Regions from separate parts of the Homo sapiens genome. Here region 1 is linked to region 2. Evidence: chromatin contacts called from ENCODE Hi-C or POLR2A ChIA-PET data. All regions are on one chromosome and are shown on one strand. The core of a region is the stretch at or near the end of the contact, and the rest is flanking DNA. Distances in the headings are between cores, read along the strand shown. Region 1 overlaps CUX1 (cut like homeobox 1). Region 2 overlaps CUX1 (cut like homeobox 1).

What was found. Hi-C counts contacts between places; a loop is a spot of excess contacts on that map. ChIA-PET counts read pairs that join two places held with the same protein, here RNA polymerase II (POLR2A). Pooled maps may share reads with other maps.
Region 1: a map of endothelial cell of umbilical vein shows a loop between it and region 2 (11-fold over the local background). The contact joins two enhancer-like sites. A Hi-C loop is called at or near these places in 6 of 168 maps with a recorded cell type or tissue (CD14-positive monocyte, MCF 10A, Right ventricle myocardium inferior and 2 more), 7 of 37 single-sample maps with no recorded cell type and 16 of 50 pooled maps. POLR2A ChIA-PET finds 5 or more read pairs at or near these places in 8 of 52 experiments (AG04449, B cell, GM12878 and 5 more).

What each region holds. Positions count from the first base shown.
Region 1 is chr7:101,951,288-101,955,377 of GRCh38, reverse strand. All of the region lies in intron 2 of CUX1 (cut like homeobox 1), which reads right to left. Among named protein-coding and RNA genes, the nearest start is that of CUX1, 140 kb to the right of the region's middle. RefSeq lists enhancers at 2,055-2,349, 2,008-2,533, 1,690-2,889, 2,534-3,060. Within about 2 kb of position 2,202, at least 19 of the 41 ENCODE cell types and tissues checked have a DNase peak (open chromatin) inside an H3K27ac peak, as active enhancers do; they include CD14-positive monocyte, GM12878, OCI-LY7 and 2 more, where a contact is called at or near this core.
Region 2 is chr7:101,854,628-101,858,787 of GRCh38, reverse strand. The region is part of intron 1 of CUX1 (cut like homeobox 1); the gene reads right to left. Among named protein-coding and RNA genes, the nearest start is that of CUX1, 39 kb to the right of the region's middle. RefSeq lists an enhancer at 1,737-1,866. Within about 2 kb of position 2,192, at least 40 of the 41 ENCODE cell types and tissues checked have a DNase peak (open chromatin) inside an H3K27ac peak, as active enhancers do; they include CD14-positive monocyte, GM12878, OCI-LY7 and 2 more, where a contact is called at or near this core.

The DNA.
Region 1 (4,090 bases), core at 953-3,452, 97 kb before region 2:
AGAGAATAAATGGGTAGAACTCAGCACAGTGAATACAAGCAGCAGGTGCTTGCTAATATCACTGAGAAGCAAGAAATGCCTTTTTCTTGATGCTCAGATCACCTGTGTCACAGCAATGGTCCAACAGGGAGAAGGGAATGGACCAGGGAGGAGGCGCAGAGCGGAACACAAATCATCCTCTCCCTTCCTTGAACCTGCATTTTTTTTTTTTTTGAGACTGAATCTGTCTCTGTCACCCACGCTGGAGTGCAGTGGCATGATCTCAGCTCACTGCAACCTCCGCCACCAGGGTTCAAGCAATTCTCCTGCCTCTCGAGTAGCTGGGATTACAGGTGTGCACCACCAGGCCCAGTTGATTTTTGCATTTTTAGTAGAGACAGGGTCTCACCATGTTGGCCAGGCTGGTCTCGAACTCCTGGCCTCAGGTGATCGCCTGCCTCGGCTTCCCAAAGTGCTGGGATTACACACATGAGCCACCATGCCTGGCCTGAACCTGTATTTCAACAGCTTCCAAATTCAAATATTTCTATGTAATGCATCCGATCCTCAGCCAGGCAAAGTGGAAGGAGATGGAGTTTGTCGTGGTTAAGCAACAGTCAGACTAGGTGTGTTCATGATGCCACCTGCGAGCAGCTGTGTGACCAGAGCAGTGATTCTGGAAGTTGGTCTAAGCCACAGCTTCCTCATCGCTACCATGGGCAATGGTGGCTGCACTGCAAATGCCAGCACACTGTAGAGAAGGGGTCTTGCTATGTTGCTCTGGCTGGTCTCAAACTCCTGCACTCAAGTGATCTGCCTGCCTCGGCCTCCCAAAGTGCTGGGATTATAGGCATGAGCCACTGTGCCCAGCCAGCTTTAACCATATTTCTACTTTTTTTCCTTGGGATTCTCCTTGGCAATACATACAGCTACAAAAGACGCTAGGCACCAAGCCACACAAATATTTACAACGAGGACGGGAATAATAGAATAATCACAGTGGCTAACATTTATTGAGCCCTTACTTTGGGTTACAATTTTATTTTGTTGAGACAGGGTCTCACTCTGTCACCCAGGCTGGAGTGCAGTGGCACCATCATAGCTCACTGCAGCCTTGAACTCCTGGGCTATCCCCCAACCTCAGCCTCCCAAGTAGCTGGGGCTACACGTGTGCACCACTGTACCTGGCTAATTTTCACATTTTGTCATAGAGATGGGCTCTTGTTATGTTGCCCAGGATGGTCATAAACTCCTGTCTCAGGCGTCTCAGACACATAAACTCGTGTCTCAGGTGATCCTCCCGTCTCAGCCTCCTGAGTAGCTGGGACTACAGGTGTGCACCACCATGCCTGGCTGACTTAAAAAAATTTTTTTTGTAGAGATGGGGGTCTTGCTGTGTTACCCAGACCAGAGGGTTACAATTTGAAAAGATACTGAATTTACTTGGTCTTCCAGAACCAAGAGCCTAAGACATACAGACATGCTGCCCATAAAGAGAATTAAAAGGCAAATGTAAAACTCCAAGCCATAATTTCAACATCACAACGTGAGAAGTGAACAAATGCTTTTTTTTTTTTTGTGGATTTCCCAGAAGAAAACCCTTAAAAGCAAAGGCTGTGCTTCCCCTTCAACCCTCCAGTCGTGAGACAAAACAGACATCGCCAGGCCCGACTGTGTCCTGGCACGGGCCTGAGGCTCTGCTGATCCAGCGCCTTATCTATATTTGGTACGTGAGGTAAAGCAAGAACATCTTATTCCTCCGCCTTTAATAAGCCAGCTTAAGACATCATTACTCACCACCAGAGTGAACTCATTTTGAAACTCTGAAGATGGAGAGGCCACTCTTCGCATTTCTTACTAAAAGAGAAGTGGCTCCTCTCCCCTGATTCCTACAACAAGAGCTGCCACAAATACCTTTAAAAAGGGGCAAGGTAAATTCGCTCACCAACTCACCGTGTAATTTCATCAACGAGAAGGCCGAACAACAACACATAGGGAAGTGTTTTTCTTCTAATAAGTACCTTTCTCCAAGAAGCCACCAATTATGAGGGCCGGGAATGTATTTAAATGCTTCTTACCGCACCAAGTGGAAGATCAGCCACTTTTTATTTATTACTTATTTGAAAGGGAGGGAGAATGAAGAGAATAAAATTTCCTTTTCCTTCTCTAACAAGATGAGTCACAATTTCCAAACATTAATCAATCAGTGAGTCACAGTTGGGGGAGAAGAGGAAATGGCTGGGAGGCCTTCCACTGCAAGCTCTTCCCAGAACCGCAGAGAATCAGGAACCCCAGCGGGCTGACTCGACTTCCCCAGTTCCCCTCACACGTGAGGAGCGGGCAGGGCGGCCAGAAGCCAGGCTTCCTGGCCTCTGAGATGCTCCGAAGGGGTCCCTCTGCTCCTTCATTTACGGAACACACACACATTTCGGAGGTGTCTATTTCATGTTGTAAACAGACGGATAAAATGTCCCGACAGAGCCCATGTCCTCCTGGGAAAGGCAGACAATCAAGTCAGTGACCGCAGAGGACACACACGTGCCCTGCGCACCTATGCACACCCAGTGCAGGGGTGGAAAAGGCAACGGGCAGAGGCAAGGGGTGGGGACCTCCCAACACACCTCTGGGACCAGGTAAGCCCCGAGCTGAGACCAGCATGGCGCAGTGGGGGAGAAGGTGGCGGCAGAAAAGGGAGTGAGCCACACAGGACCACATTTGTGCAAATGCGTGGGTGGGAGAAACAATGGCACGTTTGGAACCCACAGGTGGTTCGGCATCAGTACCAAGTCCACCAGATGAGGGAGGGACACTGGCCAGAGACCAGATGACAAAGGGCCACTGATCCCTGCGAATGAGGTCAACATGTTCTGAAAGGTACTCGGGGTTCCGTAGCAGGGTTCTCAGGCCTTAACCAGGAGAGCTGGTGAAGGCACAGGCGGCTGGGCCTGCCCGCGTATTTTCTGATTCAGCAGGTCTGGAGTAGACCCGAGAATCTGTACTTTTAATTTATTTATTACTGAAACAGGGTCTCGCTCTGTCACCCAGGCTGGAGTGCAGTGGCGCAATCACGGCTCACTGCAGCTCCAACCTTCCAGGTCTCAAGCAATCCTCAAGTCTACTGAGTAGCTGGGAATACAGGCATATGCTACCACGCCTAGCTAATTTTTGTATTTTTTTTTGTAGAGACGGGGTCTCGCTATGTTGCCCAGGCTGGTCTTGAACTCCTCAAACAATCCTTCCACCTTGGCCTCTCAAAGTATTGGGATTATAGGTGTGAGCCACTACGCCTGGTCAGAATCTGCAATTCTAACAAGTCCCCAGGTCCTGTGATGCTGCTGGCCTGGGCCACACCTTGACAGCCACTGCTCTACAGGACAGGAGTTCAAATGGGCCTGATTGTCTTTTTAGATAAAGTTTTATCGGCATACAGCCACGCCCACCATTTTTGTATTATCTATGGCTACTTTACAGCAGAGTTGAGTCTTTGTAACAGACCATATGGCCCTGCCGAAACCTACAGTATTTTACCATCTGGTTCTTTACAGTAAACAGTTTGCCAATCCCTGCTGTAGGCTAATGAGAATGGGTGATAAGAAAAATGCAGTGGCCCATACCTGTAATCCCAGCACTTCGGGAGGCCGATGCGGGCGGATCACAAGGTCAGGAGATTGAGACCATCCTGGCTAACACGGTGAAACCCTGTCTCTACTAAAAATAAAAAAAAATTAGCCAGGGTGTGGTGGCGGACGCCTGTAGTCCCAGCTACTCAGGAGGCTGAGGCAGGAGAATGGCATGAACCCTGGAGGCGGAGCTTGCAGTGAGCCGAGATCATGCCACTGCGCTCCAGCCTGGGCAACAGAGCGAGACTGTCTCCAGAAAAAAAAAAAAGGAAAAAGACTTGCCCAGTCAATGAGTTTTGAAGGGTACTGGGTTGATCGATGTTCAGCAGGTTTCTTTTCTGCAAGAGTTTATAGAGCCTTTAATAACTAGTGCAGTTATCCTGGGACTGGTGTTCCCAGACATGGCATTAGTCTACAGGATGCTGCTAAAGGAATTTTTTTTTTTTTTGAGACAGTGTCTCACCCTATCACCCAGGCTGGAGTGCGGTGGC
Region 2 (4,160 bases), core at 943-3,442:
AGGCTGAAGCAGGAGAATCTCTCGAACCTGGGAGGCGGAGGTTGCAGTGAGCTAAGATCGTGCCACTGCACTCCAGCCTGGGCCACAGAGCAAGACGCCATCTCAAAAAAAAAAAAAAAAAAAAAAGGCATTCGCATTCTAAGGGCCAAAGTATACCCTCACTAAACCACCACAGCTCACAACTAACTCACTCAACATAGGGCTCACTGAGCATTTGCTGTTGTGGGTGCTAAGAACAAAGTCATTGTTTTCAGAATTCAAACATTCTTTCGGGTGAGAGGAGTGGAAGACACAGGTTTTATAAGTAGGGGATCATGTGCAGATAAGTCATTGAAGAAGAAAAAGTCAGGGAAGGCGGGAGGGACCAAGAAGGGATGGGTGAGGATGGCTCCTCTGAGAAGGGGACATGTGAGCTGAGACCTAAGAAAGTAAAACCTAACCATCACAAACCAAAGTCGGCCTCTAAAATGGGATCCCCACCACCAACCCCAAAACCAGATACTACAATGCTCTTGGCCGGGTTTTTAGCCATGTGCTTGGTTAGCTGCTGCTTAACTTTATTCTTAAGGAATCTACATACTGCATTTTTTTAAAGCAGGTTCCCTGGTAAGAAACCCTACTCCTCAGAAACAACAAAAATAGTATGTTCTGTTTTCTCTTTTTTTGAGACAGAGTCTCGCTCTGTTGCCCAGGTTGGAGTGCAGTGGCACCATCTTGGCTCACTGTAACCTCCGCCTCCTGGGTTCAAGTGATTCTCCTGCCTCAGCCTCCCGAGGAGCTGGGAGTACAGGTGCGTGCCACCACATTCGGCTAATTTTTGTATTTTTAGTAGAGACGGGGTTTCACCATGTTGGCCAGGCTGGTCTTGAACTCCTGACCTCAAGTGATCCTCCCACTTCGGCCTCCCAAAGTGCTGGGATTACAGGCGTGAGCCACCACCCCCAGCCCTTACTGTTAAATGACCATGATGAAGCTGATTTCTACAAATACACCAGGAGGAAGAGCTAAGGGGGGAAAAAAATTCCCTGCAAAATAAAACGAAACAAAGCTCCTTGCAATTATGCAAAGCTATAGCACAGCTAAGTTATTCTGAGCTAACTCAACCTAGAGGGGTGACGGCCTGGCAAAGGGGGTCATCCGACCCAGCCAGACAAGCTCCGTCTTTCCCTTCCTGCTTCACTCATTTCTGAAAAGAACAGTTCCAGTTTAAAGTAACCCAGCAAATTCATCCTCAACGGGTGAAACCCCATCCTCGCTTCACCTGACTCAAAGCGTGCGCTGCTTTAATTCAAAACAGCTGACTTCGGAGGCCTACAGTCCTCATTTTTCATCCGTCCCCATCATACCAAAAGCAGACTATGTAAGTAAGAGCGGTGAAAGGCCTTTCTGTGCTGAAAACATATTTTATGTATTGAAAAGTACTTGGTGGCCACGCATCTTAACTCCTGAAGAAGAAAATAGTTATTTCTTTTTATTTCTGCAGATATTTCAAAAATATGATAGGTATTGAATGCTAGGCCTGTGACAGGCAAAATGCCCTGTAGGAGGTGCCCGGGTTTCAGAGTCAAGCACAGCCCCCAATCAGATAAGCAGAGGCCTGGGAGAGGGAGGACATCAGGACCCACGTGACGCTAACACCGGGCGGGGTAAGGGCAGGAACATGGCGCAGGCCCAAAAGTGGCCCGCGGCGGGTGGTACGGGGCAGGACAGAGTCCACCTGCTGGAGAGGATCTGAAGGGCCTCGTCCTAACAGAAACAGGAACCGGAGCTGGGCAGGACTTCAGAGGCTGAAGGATGGGAGAGGGAGGGTGCGCCCAGGAGGAGGCACAGCTTGAGCAGAGGCGTGGCTGCATGACCGCGGAGGGAGGGTTCACACCCGGGGCCTGTGGTACGGCTGGCAGGCGTGGGAGAGCCAAGGTGGGGACACAGAGAGGTCAAGGAGGCCGAGGCCGAAAAGGGACCACAGAATTTGGCTACAAGAAAGCAGTTTCAGTTTAACGATGACAAGGGAGCCCGAGTGAAGAGGAAAACCTGTCAACTCCTCGTGAAAGTCGGGAGGGTTTCTGCGTAGAAAAAAACAGCGTTCAGCAGCTCAGTTGGCTGCCGTGAAGTCATCAGAACTAGAGGAAGAGTTGGACTTGCTCTAGTGAGGACAGCTTTTGAAGTCACTAACCACAAGGAGGAAGCCTTCCCCTCTGGGCCTGCAGGAAACAGATTGCGTGGCTTTGTCTGTCCTGGCTGGGGAACGCATGACACGCTGAAGGGTTTTCCAGCTCTAGGGAAGAAAATTCATCTTTCTGTAAAGTCCACTTCGTCTTCCATTATCTACCAGACTTCTTGATGGGACCATTTTTAGAGCCTTCAGTGAAAGAATGGAAAACACTAACTTGGATAAACAATTAAGAGTAGGGAGGGAAATAGGTGAAGACGCAACTCTGATGAAATAAACAAACCGCAACCGTGGAATAACATTCTGGTTATTATGGGTCGTGATTAACGGCTCCCTGCGTTGATGGCTGAAAACTTGTGCTTTACTGCACACTTCCAGCAGAATTTAGCTGCTTTTTTCTTTCTTGTTTCCTTTTTTTTTTTTTTTTTTTTTTTTGAGACAGGGTCTCACTCTGTCACCCAGACTGGAGTGCAATGGCTTGATCATAGCTCACTGCAGCCTTGACCTCCTGCTGGACTCAAGCGATCCTTCAGCCTCAGCCCCCAAGGAGCTGAGACTACAGATGCACGCCACCACACCTGGCCAATTTTTCTTATTTTTTGTACAGACGGGTTCTTGCTATGTTGCCCAGGCTAGTCACAAACTCCTGGGCTCAAGTGATCCTCCCGCCTCAGCCTCCCAACGTGCTGGGATTACAGGCGCTAAACCAGCACTTAAGCTGCATTTTTTTTTTTTTTTTTGAGCTGGAAACTCCTTCTACCGCCCAGGCTGGAGTGCAATGGCACAATCTTGGCTCACTGCAACCTCCGCCTCTCGGGTTCAAGCGATTCCCCTGCCTCAGCCTCCCGAGTAGCTGGGATTACAGGCGTCTGCCACTGCGCCCAGCTAATTTTTGTATTTTTAGTAGAGACGGGGTTTCACCATGTTGGCCAGGCTGGTCTGGAATTCCTGACCTCGTGATCCACCCGCCTTGACCTCCCAAAGTGCTGGGATTACAGGCATGAGCCACCGCGCCCGGCCTTAAGCTGCTTTTTAACACATGGGGAGAACACAGAGAAAGTACCAAAATGAATGTTGTAACTCAATTCTAAAATACGTGAAAATATACTGAAGACTCTTCCATTGCATCATCTTGTAAATTCAGGTGAAATCCTGCCTGTCCCTACCTAGGCCTCATTTTCCTTATCAACCTATGAGAAACGACCAGGCATTTCTTGGGTCCCCAGCACCCTGGAGAAAGAGACCACTCGGAGGACACGGCCCCTCACCTCATGGTCCCCCTGGCAGGCAAGGCCACCGGGCCAATTAATGGAAGTCAGTGACCAGCAACTGGAAGGGCTACAGGGTTTGGGAGGAGATAGAGCCTCTGAGGTTGGAAAGGCGGCCAGGGTTTCACTGGGAGGCAGGGCCTGGGCCAGGCTCCAAGGGACGGGGTCCAGCCCCCAGCAAAGCATCAGCACACACTTCAGCAGGAGGTAAGATGCCACGGCACTGGGGAAATTTTTAAGCAAGAGGGAAGAGGATGCATTAACAGAGAAGAGGGAGGTCACCATTGTGGGGCATTGCAATCCAAATTGAGTCCAGGCCGGGCGAGGTGGCTCACACCTGTCATCCCAGCACTTCGGGAGGCTGAGGTGGGAGGATCACTTGAGGTCAGGAGTTTGAGACCAGCCTGGTGAAACCCCACCTCTACTAAAAATACAAAATTAGCTGGGTGTGGTGGCACATGCCTGTAGTCCCAGCTACTTGGGAGGCTGAGGCACAAGAATCGCTTGAACCCAGGAGGCGGAGGTTGCAGTGAGCCAAGATGATGCCACTGCACTCCAGCCTGGGTGATAGAGTGAGACTTCATCTCAAAAAGAAAAAAAAAGAAAGAAAACTGAGTCCATTTTTAGTCCTTTGAAGTGTGCAGGTGTGTGTGACTAAAAACAGGCAGAACCATCACTGTTGAGAATGGGGTGCCACAGAAATGGGAGACAGGGTGTCATTT